Regions from separate parts of the Homo sapiens genome. Here regions 1 and 2 are each linked to region 3. Evidence: chromatin contacts called from ENCODE Hi-C or POLR2A ChIA-PET data. All regions are on one chromosome and are shown on one strand. Each heading gives the region's core, a stretch centred on a gene start or an enhancer-like site at or near the end of the contact. The rest is flanking DNA. Distances are from core to core; before and after follow the strand shown.

Region 1 (3,042 bases), core at 350-2,849, 200 kb after region 3:
TCCACAGACAAGGCCCGGTGTCCTGCCTGGAGGAGGGAGGTGTGGCTTGAGGCAGGTCCACGGACACGAGCCCAGCCCAGACGGGCACACGCCCATGGGTGCTCCCAGCCGCCACTCCCACGTCTGGCCTGGGCAGGGCCTGGGCAAGGAACAGCCACCAACGTCACAGACAAAGAAAGCAAGCAGCCGTCCCGCCCAGCAGCTCCTCAGAGAAGAGGAGTGTCTCTGAAACCACATCTCGTTCCTCTTAGAACCGGCACTGACACAGAGACCCTGCACTCCGGAGCTGTTCAGACACAGCAGGGCACAAACCTGGGAGGCTTCAGAAATGGCTGCCACCCTCAGCACTGGACAGTGCAGACAGTGGCCGCTCCTTCCCGGGAGAACCCAGCTGGGTCACAGCCCCAGGTCCTCGGAGAAACGGGCAGGGACCTGCCATGGCCAACACCACCCTCGGTCACTGGACACCTGCTGGGTGTGGCCCAGGGGCACCACGGTGTCTGCGGGGAAGCAGGGCCCATTGCTCAGGCAGCGAGGAAGGACCAGGCCCCACATGAGAGCTGCCAGGGCGCCGCCTCCCCACGGGGTGATTGCTGCTGCAGATGGCCGCTTCTCATGTGGTCTCCAGGTGACGTGTCCACTCCTCCTGTCCCACCTGCACCAAATGTGGGTTTTCTGAGGCTGGGATAGAGCATGTTCCAGTGGGCGTGCAGACCCCTCTCTACCTAGGAAAGCCTCCTGGGAGGCCCTTCTGCGCTATTAGGAGAGGTCACTAGCAACGGCCGTGCCAGAGCCCACGCGTCATCTTAAATTTTCCCAAAGCACCAAGAAGCCAAAGCTCTGAAATTACTAATAGAAGATTTTGGAGGCTGAGGATCTGGGCTTGGGGACACTCATGCGCCTCGTATTTCCTGTCTCAGCTGCACACCCCCACTCCAATGGCCAGGCCTGTCAGGAGACCCAGGCCACATTTTTGCCAGTTTTTCCAGGCAGTGGAGCTGTGGAACAGGTAGTTAGAAATCAGTGTCGCAGACCTGCCAGAGGCCACACGCCTTCCCCGTGCCAGTAAATCTCCACAAAATTCCACCCATTTTCTCAAATATTGTCATTACTGTTTTTAAGCAGTGACTGGCTGGGCCGACCTCATTCCACGTTGGTCTCCTGACACAGCGAATCTGCCCCGTGAACACCTTCCCAGCAGCACCGAGCATCTGTCCCCATCGCTCAAAACAGAGCCCGTGGGCTTTGCTTTAGGGGAGAAATAAATGGTGAATCCTCGTTCATCATAAAAGCTGACACGGGGAAGGCTCGGGCTTCAACACTGCACTTCTGAGAGTTCTTGCTCCTGGGAAAACAGACACAGCCCGACGGCAACCATGTGTGCTCTCCCAGCTGCATGGGCTGCGGGAACAACGGCGTATGTGGAACTAGGAAATTCCCTGTGCGTTTATGCGCTTAGCAGTCCAGGGAAGTGACGGTCATTCGCCCTGAAATTGTGCTGAAAGAGGAGAGGGCTGTTGTCTAGGTTCCAAGGCAGACTCATAAAAAATTAATCCGTGCCTCCTGCAGGCCTCCGGCATTTGGCAGCAGCGGTGCCGTGGCGTGTGGTTTTGTGGTCAGACCTGCACTTTAGTTTCCACCCCACGGCGTCCTCCCCGTGCGTGGGCCTCTGCGTGGCTCCTGGGGCGGGGCCGGAGCGGCTGCTGTTTGAGGTTCTGCAATAGCACAGCTCCTGGTGGGGCCTCGGAGCTCTGATCAGATAACAATGTGTCCCAGCGACGTCCCTCCCCGGCTTTCCAGTTTAACAGCCCTGCCTGGCAGGGGACATGGAGAACCAGGAGCTCCTGTGTGTGGCAAACCACTTAAGAAAGCGTGGATGAGGCCCTGCGTGGAACAGTGCGTGCTGTGGTAATCTGTCCACGGTATTCACGGGCTCTCAGGAACCTGCTCCTCACGGTACTGAACACTCCCCGAGCCCCTGCCAGCTGAAGGTACCACACAAAGTGAGAATTAGTCAGAACCACTGGCCCGACGCGCATTTTAACAACCGGAAAAGAAGAGCTGCCTCACGGGAGGCTCCACTCCTTGGTCTTCAGCTGTCAAGTTTCTTACATGACAGAAAAAACGTCTGTTACGGATCTGTGGAGGCAAAGTTGACCTACAAGCTGGGCAATGGAAGGAGAGGCCCACCAAGGCCACTGTGGGCACCAGCGGGCCCGCCCCACCCTGCGTCCTGAGCTTGGGGTATGGCCAGGAGCCCTCCCTGGGGCCAGTCTGGCCTCCTGACTCTGAGTCTTCGCCTGACCCGCCCGCCCCTCTCACCCGCGCGGCTGAGGCAGGATCCCAGACCACCCGCCCTCACCTCTTTGCAGACTCAGTTGGCCCTTCTCCTAACTGACAATATTATAAGCTGCAAACCTAAAATGCTGTTTCAGAACGGGCCGAGGCTTCTCGTTTCACATTCCAGTGACCTATTAATTATTCACACGAGCCCGGCCTCCCGTGTGATGGGTGAGATGCTATCGGGCAGGTTATTTTGGTGACTTGGTAAACAGACCTGAGTTATTTGACCCCTGGGTCAGAGGTCAGGCTATATCCCACAGAGGTCCACGTGCCCCCGTGGGATGGTGGGTGCCATGGAGGTGGAGGCCGAGGGCCGGGGACGTGCTGCAAAGACATCTTCTCAAGGCCCTGGGCCCTTCCCGGCCACCTCCGGGAGAGTGTAGCTGCCACGAGCAGTGGAGGACGCAGGCCAAGGACGGGTTGACTCATGTGAGGAACACATCTGGCGAGGGGGCTGCAGTCCACGGCAAAGAGAGCAGGAGGGAAGGAAGGAGGCACAACCAGAAACAGAGAGGAGGAAAGCAAGGCAGAGTGACCAGGGCGGGCACTGCTCACGCCGCTCAGCTCCTCCTCGGACGGAGCGGGGAGCCGGACTCCAGGTCTCCTCCGGGACCACAGTCCCCCAGATGGAGAACACGCAGGTGGAGGACCAGCCTCCACCTTCACGCCCAGAAAGGCAATGAGTTGCACGAAAAGGCC
Region 2 (2,845 bases), core at 52-2,551, 180 kb after region 3:
GGGATGCAGGAGGTGTGAGAGTAGTGACGGGGGGCCGGGGGCTCCACGCCAGGGTGCGACGCCTGCTCGTGCTGGGGTCTACTCTGGTGGATGAGGGCCTGGCCGCTGGCCCTGCCTGTGTGCAAAGGAACCACTGGGTAAATGAGAAGAGCCTTCCTCTGACAACTTCTTGCCCATCAGGAGACAGAAATGCAAAACACGAGGTATTTTTGGCATTTCCCCAGTGGCCATTTGCATGTTTTTAAAAAATAAAAAGGCTCCCAGAGGTGTAGTGAAAGGACGCGTTGTGCTCTCTGCTCCAGGCCTGGCAGAGTGGGGGCTCCAGGCGCACACGGACAAGGCGGCCCCACCACAGCCTGGGTGTGTGCACGGCCTGGCCCCTCAGATGGGCTGAGTTTGGGGCAATTATCTCAAATTAACAGATGTCAATCTCCTACAGAGTCTCTTCCTGCCTTTTATCTTCTCCAAAATAAAGTCTGTTCCCAAAATGAACAGTTACAGGTATACACACTTAAGTTTATCCTTATGCTCTGTCTCCAAAGAAGAAAATGTGTGTCTGTTACAAACCCTCAATTACTGATAAATCAGACAAAATCTCCTTTTTCTCTGTTACAGTGCCGGGCTGCTGCCTGGGTGGAGGGTGGAGAGGAAATGTGAGTCACACAGGACCCCAGAGCCGCCCAGCCAAGCCCTGGCCATGCCAGCCCGGGAGGCCCGAGGTCCCCACGCAAATTACCCACCAGATGAACCCACTCGATAGAGCCTGGCATCCCTCTCTCCTCTAGGAAAAAAATTACAGGAAACTAAAAAGTACACTCAGTTGCGCTTGAAGCCATCTGAGTTTCATGAAGCAGCAAGTCCTCCAGGCCCTGGAAAGCTCAGGAGCTGGGAAGAAAGAGGCGTTTTCACTCCAGCACAGGTGCTGATGCCACAGGATTCCCAGAAGCCCCCAGCCCAGATGCACCACTCAGAAGCCCCTCCACCCCCACTTCATAAAAATCCAAATCACTCTGTGTGTAACTAAGTCTTCTGGTTGTTTGGCACCTTTTGAAAATGACTTTTGAACTTTTCTTATGACAAAGTCCATCTTTGGGGTGAGGCCCCGTCCACACCCCACAAAAGGCTGTGGTCCTCTGAAGCTCCCGGGCGCAACAGGCTATAGTTTGCTTCCCGCCCAGCCCAGGAAGCTCAGAGTCACAACTTCAGCTTCCCTAGGAACTTCCCTGACGCTGTGGAGGCCTTTGGCACTGGCAAGGGGAGGGAGGTTCAGTGACTGTGCTGAGCAGGAGGGACACTGAGGCGCACACGGGGCCAGGATGTCGCGTTTAATGACACCCCGAGGGGACGCCATTTTTGCAGCCGAGGCCAACACAGCCTGCTCCTCTCTTTATGTCCCGAGAAGCAAGAGGGACTCCAGCCGTCTCCCCCGCGGCCTCCTCCAGGTGGCTGCCCCGCAGCGGTGAGTCCATGAAAAGCAAATGGAACGACGGCATGGAGGCGTCTTTTCCCACCCGTGCCTCGTGGGCCTGTGGGGAACCATCCTTGCCGGAGCGGCCCCAAGGGGAGCCACGTCTGCGTGGCCAGCCAGGCCCAGCTCAGCAGCTGCCATGGAGCAGCCTCCACCGCACACCTGGGAGCACCCGCACCCTGCAATTCCTGCGCAGGTGGGAGCAGATACGCTTAGACTTCCCCTAAAAGTGCGGGGAACCGACAAACATCCCTGCCTTCCTCAAAGACCCCGGCTGAGCCAGCGCCTGTGGCCTTCCCTCTTGGAGGTGGGGCCTCTCCCCGTGGTGTCCGACGTCTGTGGCCGTTTCAGGTCGACCAGGGTGAGGGTGAGGGCAGGCTTTCTGTTTCTGCTTAAGGATCATAAAGTAATTGTCTTTCAAAAGCAATAGTATTCACGGCCAGAAATGTCTATCTAGCAATTGCTTCCAGAACAAGACAAAGCGCCGAGACTGCTGAAAGATGGAAATAACCTCGCATCTCAGGAAAGGAGACGCAGGGCCGCGTCCCGCCGGCAAGAGCATCGCCATGGCGGCTCCCAGCTCCGTGGAGGCCCGGACGGGCAGCGCCGGCCCCCGTGCTGTTCAAAACTCAGCCCCTGGCAGGAAGGAAGGCAGCCGGTCCTGAAAGGGCCTTTGTGTTCAGCCTTATCAGAGCTCCGAGTCCTTAGTAGGAAACTGCCCGAGTGCAGGAGTAAAAATATTCCAGATCATTAGGGAATTCCCTGCAGTCTGAGTCATCGGGAGGCTTCCCTGCCACACCCGCGAGGTTTCCACACAGGCAGGCCTGCGGGCCCAGGAGCCTCCCAGACCGGCCAGGACCCGCCGCCCGGAGCCGGGCCACCCCCACGCCGGTGCTGATGCTGAGCCACTGTTTCCACAAAGAAAGCCACGAGGGCCGCTGGTGGAAGCAGCAGCGTCCCTGGGTCCCACGGTGCCCTCGAGCCCTGCTCCCCACGGCGTCTCCTGCCCTGCTCCCCAAAGCATCCTCGTGCCCTGCTCCCCGCGGCGTCCTCGTGCCGTGCACCCCACAGCATCCTCATGCCCAGAAGCGAGCGTCCCTGGGGCGTCTCATCCATCCCCGGCTCTCCCCCAGGAGTCTGTCCCAGCCTGGCTCCCAGAGGAGATTCTGGAGGGGAAACAGCCACCCAGCCCTGCTGCACATCTGCCTGCAGGGCCTCACACGGAGCCACCCTGTGACCCACAGCCCTTTCACACCGAGGCATGTGCTCAGGAGACAGGCAGGCGTCCACACAGGACTCACGCACTGAGGTTCATGGCGGCTTTTCCACGATCATCTCCACAGGGTGGACGTGGCCTAGTGCCATCGACAGACAGGT
Region 3 (3,134 bases), core at 555-3,054:
GCAGGGGAAGATTCTTGAGTTGGTGTGTGAGGAGAACATTAGGGAAATTCTGCAGTGGTGTTCTGTTTAGTAAGTATAATTGCAAGGAGTGTATCATGTTAAAACGCCTGACGTAGCGTCTTGTAATAACACATGGTTTCCGTCGAGAAGCAGATGGTTCTCGGCCTCCCCTTAGAATAAAACATCATCATTTCACCACACCCACAAGCTCCACTGCAGAGTGAGAGCAAAGCCGTATGCCGCACACTTCAGATCCGTGTAATTGCAGCCTGAGAACACTTTTTAGGGAGAAGTGCCTTTAAAAAGAAACAACTTATTAGAATATCAGATAAAAGGGTCCTGGAAGAATGGTATTCAGTAGTAACTATAGCTGTGGCTTACAGAAAAGCACAAATGAAACATTTCTATCTCGAAGACTTGTGGTCCCTGGATGTTTTAAACTTCATGTTTCTGGACAAAGTAAAAAAGACACACTCACTGTGCTTCAGATGCTTTCATTTCACCATAAGAAGACGTGAACAAGGTTTTTCTGCTCATATATTGAAACCTTTCACAAAAGTTCTCTTAAAAATGGAGATATAACTCGTACCATATAATTCATGCCTTTAAAATGCCCAATTCAGGGGTTTTTAGTATATTTACAAGGTTGTGCAGCCATTACCGCTATTCAGTTCCGGAGGGTTTTCATCACCAAAAGGAACCCGGGACCCTCAGGGTCAGGAACTTGCTTCCCAGTGTAATGGAAGCAGGCGGCCACTAGATGGAGACGTCTCTCCACCGCCTTGCAGGTGGGGCTCGCACCCCGGGGAGGTCAGAGGGAGGGACTCCGCGCAGGAGGCCGGCCTCAGCCCCGTGGCACCTGCAGGCCTCCGGACACCTGCCTCCGCCCCTCACTTCTCGCGAGACAGTTTCCCCAAATACCTTATGCCTAGTCCTGTCCGTGCAAGAGAGGCTCTTTAGGAAGAATGTGCACACACGTTCTTTATTTTACTAGTTATTTCTTACGTATTATTATACATTAATTCGAATGTGTTACAGAGAGTAATATAACAGGCACATTAGTCCATGATGTCACTCGTTTTACTTACAATGAGCCTAAGTGGAAAAGCAAAATTACATTTAAAATTAATTCGAGAAACATATTAAGTGACTGTCGGTTGAGGTGCAGACATGGCCAAGTCCTGTGGGGCACCCCAGCTTCTAGGCTCTGAAACAGCGCAGGAAGGATGCCTGTGGGAGGATGAAGTAAAAATCCCTTGACTTCCACGAGAATGGGACAGCCCCCTTCCAGGCGCAGATGTGTGCTCCACGTTGCCTGGGAATCGATGACTCTGTCTCACCTGCTCTCCCCTCCGGCCTCCAAGCAGGAGGCCCTTGATCCATTTGTGTGATCAGCCGCGGGGGACGAACTCCTCAGTCCTGGGGAGGTTCGTCCTCGGATAATGCAATCAGGAAGCTGGCTCTTTATGGAACTGGCCATCCCGGGCAGTGCTTGCAGTTATGGGGGCAAGAATACAGGCTGAGGGGCTGAGGGGGGTCTTTGGGCGGCACATGGCCATGGACGGGGCTTAGCTTACAATTTTGAAACCTGGAAATCAAGGTTTTGGAAACAAGCCTGATTGTAGGTTGAGTCACTCGGTGTTTTGGGGCCTCTGTCTGCTGGGGACGCACCAGCTGGGAGGGGAGGCAGCAAGTTCACCTGCTTCCTGTTCCCCCATGGGGCTTGGGTTCCTGTTCCCCCACGGGGAGCTTCTTGTTCTGCCACGGGGGCTTCCTGCTCCCCACGCTGCCCTGGCCTCCGCCTGTGCCTCTGTCAGCCAAAATCGCAGGCCTCAGAGGCTTCACATGCTCGGGGTAGGGTTTGACGTGGGCGGCAGTCCTGGGAAGTTAGAGGCCTCACCCCTATTTTCTAGATGAGAGAAGTGGCATTCAAAGCATTTAAGTAACTCTGGTTACTGGGGAGATGGTCTGTGAGCTTTGGTTCTTTAACTCCACACTTTCTTTTCATATATTCTACTTTCTCCGAATTATTTTCACCCCAGGAGAGTAAGGTACTTGCCTGTAGACTCACATGCTCTTGGCCACCTTCTAGCGCGGTAACTACCCACTTTGTCTTGGGGAGAGTGTGGAGTGAGGAAACCTGAGACAGCCCAGGATTTCTCCACCGCACACAGTGTTGCAATTTTTTGAGGGTGGGGGTGGAAATTCATGCACTAATTGCCTTTATGAGAACAAATGATGGCGTTGCGTAATGTTATTGTATAAAGGGAGTGTTATTTCCTATTATTAAGCATCTGCTTAAGATGCTTGGGGGAGAATATAAAAGTCATTTAAGAAATATTTGTTGAGGAAATAAATGAATAAATAAATTAGATAAGAATAGCACCTGGTCTCAAAGAATCATCAAGCTAATAAGATCTTCTATCGAGCTTATAAAAAACAAAGTTCTACCAAGAAGCTGGCAGGACTCTGTAGTCTTTCATGATTTCCAAATCGTGGAACCACCATCCACCTCTGCATTCCTGTTTGCAACTGAGGGTTCCACCAACCCCAGAGGGGAAGAAAAATCACAATACAACAATAAAAAAAACCCAATAAAATACCGTGTAAACAGTATTTACACCGCATTGCATAGTTCGAGGTATCCCAAGTCCTCTAGAGAGGATGCCCCATTCCAGGCGAGGCCCCGCCCCGTGGGTTCTGGCGTCGGGCGGGGGGGGGGGGTCTGGGGCGCCTCCCCTGGGGGTGTCACGAGGCCACCTGTGCGTCCACAGGGGCTTCTCGAGTTTGCCCCTCGCTGTCCCCACACCAGGGCAACATTGGGCCTTCAGACAGGTGTGTGCAAGATGAAAGATGAAATTCATTTTCCCATCTCCATAGCATCCGACAGACAATGCCGGCAAAACCCAGCCTGGTAAAGAGGGAGAGAAGGAACCAGGCTTTGGCAAGAGAGGCGCCGTGGTTTCCCCAGAGAACACAGTGGAAGACTTCCGAAGGGCCAGGTTCCTCCTCAGGGCGGAGGGGGCGGCGCTGACCGGGCTGAGACCGGGCTTGGAAGGAGCAGGTGGGGCTGGAGGCCCTGCAGGGTCTCGGCTGGGTCCGCAGTTTTAAATCAGAACGGGAGCTCCGGGCCT

What was found. Hi-C counts contacts between places; a loop is a spot of excess contacts on that map. ChIA-PET counts read pairs that join two places held with the same protein, here RNA polymerase II (POLR2A). Pooled maps may share reads with other maps.
Region 1: a map with no recorded cell type shows a loop between it and region 3 (9-fold over the local background). The contact joins two enhancer-like sites. A Hi-C loop is called at or near these places in 1 of 168 maps with a recorded cell type or tissue (ascending aorta), 1 of 37 single-sample maps with no recorded cell type and 4 of 50 pooled maps. POLR2A ChIA-PET finds 5 or more read pairs at or near these places in 2 of 52 experiments (activated CD4-positive, alpha-beta T cell and activated T-cell).
Region 2: a loop to region 3 is called in a pooled map, with 5 times the contacts of the local background. The contact joins two enhancer-like sites. A Hi-C loop is called at or near these places in 1 of 168 maps with a recorded cell type or tissue (transverse colon), 6 of 37 single-sample maps with no recorded cell type and 4 of 50 pooled maps.

The regions. Positions count from the first base shown.
Region 1 is chr18:79,437,993-79,441,034 of GRCh38, reverse strand. The region is part of intron 3 of NFATC1 (nuclear factor of activated T cells 1); the gene reads right to left. LOC124904334 (a long non-coding RNA gene) reads right to left here. Exons shown (of 2, transcript XR_007066426.1): 1 at 1-3,042. Among named protein-coding and RNA genes, the nearest start is that of NFATC1, 44 kb to the right of the region's middle. Within about 2 kb of position 1,599, at least 3 of the 41 ENCODE cell types and tissues checked have a DNase peak (open chromatin) inside an H3K27ac peak, as active enhancers do.
Region 2 is chr18:79,457,972-79,460,816 of GRCh38, reverse strand. The region is part of intron 6 of NFATC1 (nuclear factor of activated T cells 1); the gene reads right to left. It overlaps LOC101927897 (a long non-coding RNA gene), which reads left to right. Exons shown (of 3, transcript XR_001753515.2): 3 at 1-2,845. Among named protein-coding and RNA genes, the nearest start is that of NFATC1, 63 kb to the right of the region's middle. RefSeq lists an enhancer at 61-420. Within about 2 kb of position 1,301, at least 21 of the 41 ENCODE cell types and tissues checked have a DNase peak (open chromatin) inside an H3K27ac peak, as active enhancers do.
Region 3 is chr18:79,641,886-79,645,019 of GRCh38, reverse strand. CTDP1-DT (CTDP1 divergent transcript) reads left to right here. Exons shown (of 5, transcript NR_136643.1): 3 at 2,881-3,134. Among named protein-coding and RNA genes, the nearest start is that of CTDP1-DT, 36 kb to the left of the region's middle. RefSeq lists an enhancer at 1-54. Within about 2 kb of position 1,804, at least 5 of the 41 ENCODE cell types and tissues checked have a DNase peak (open chromatin) inside an H3K27ac peak, as active enhancers do.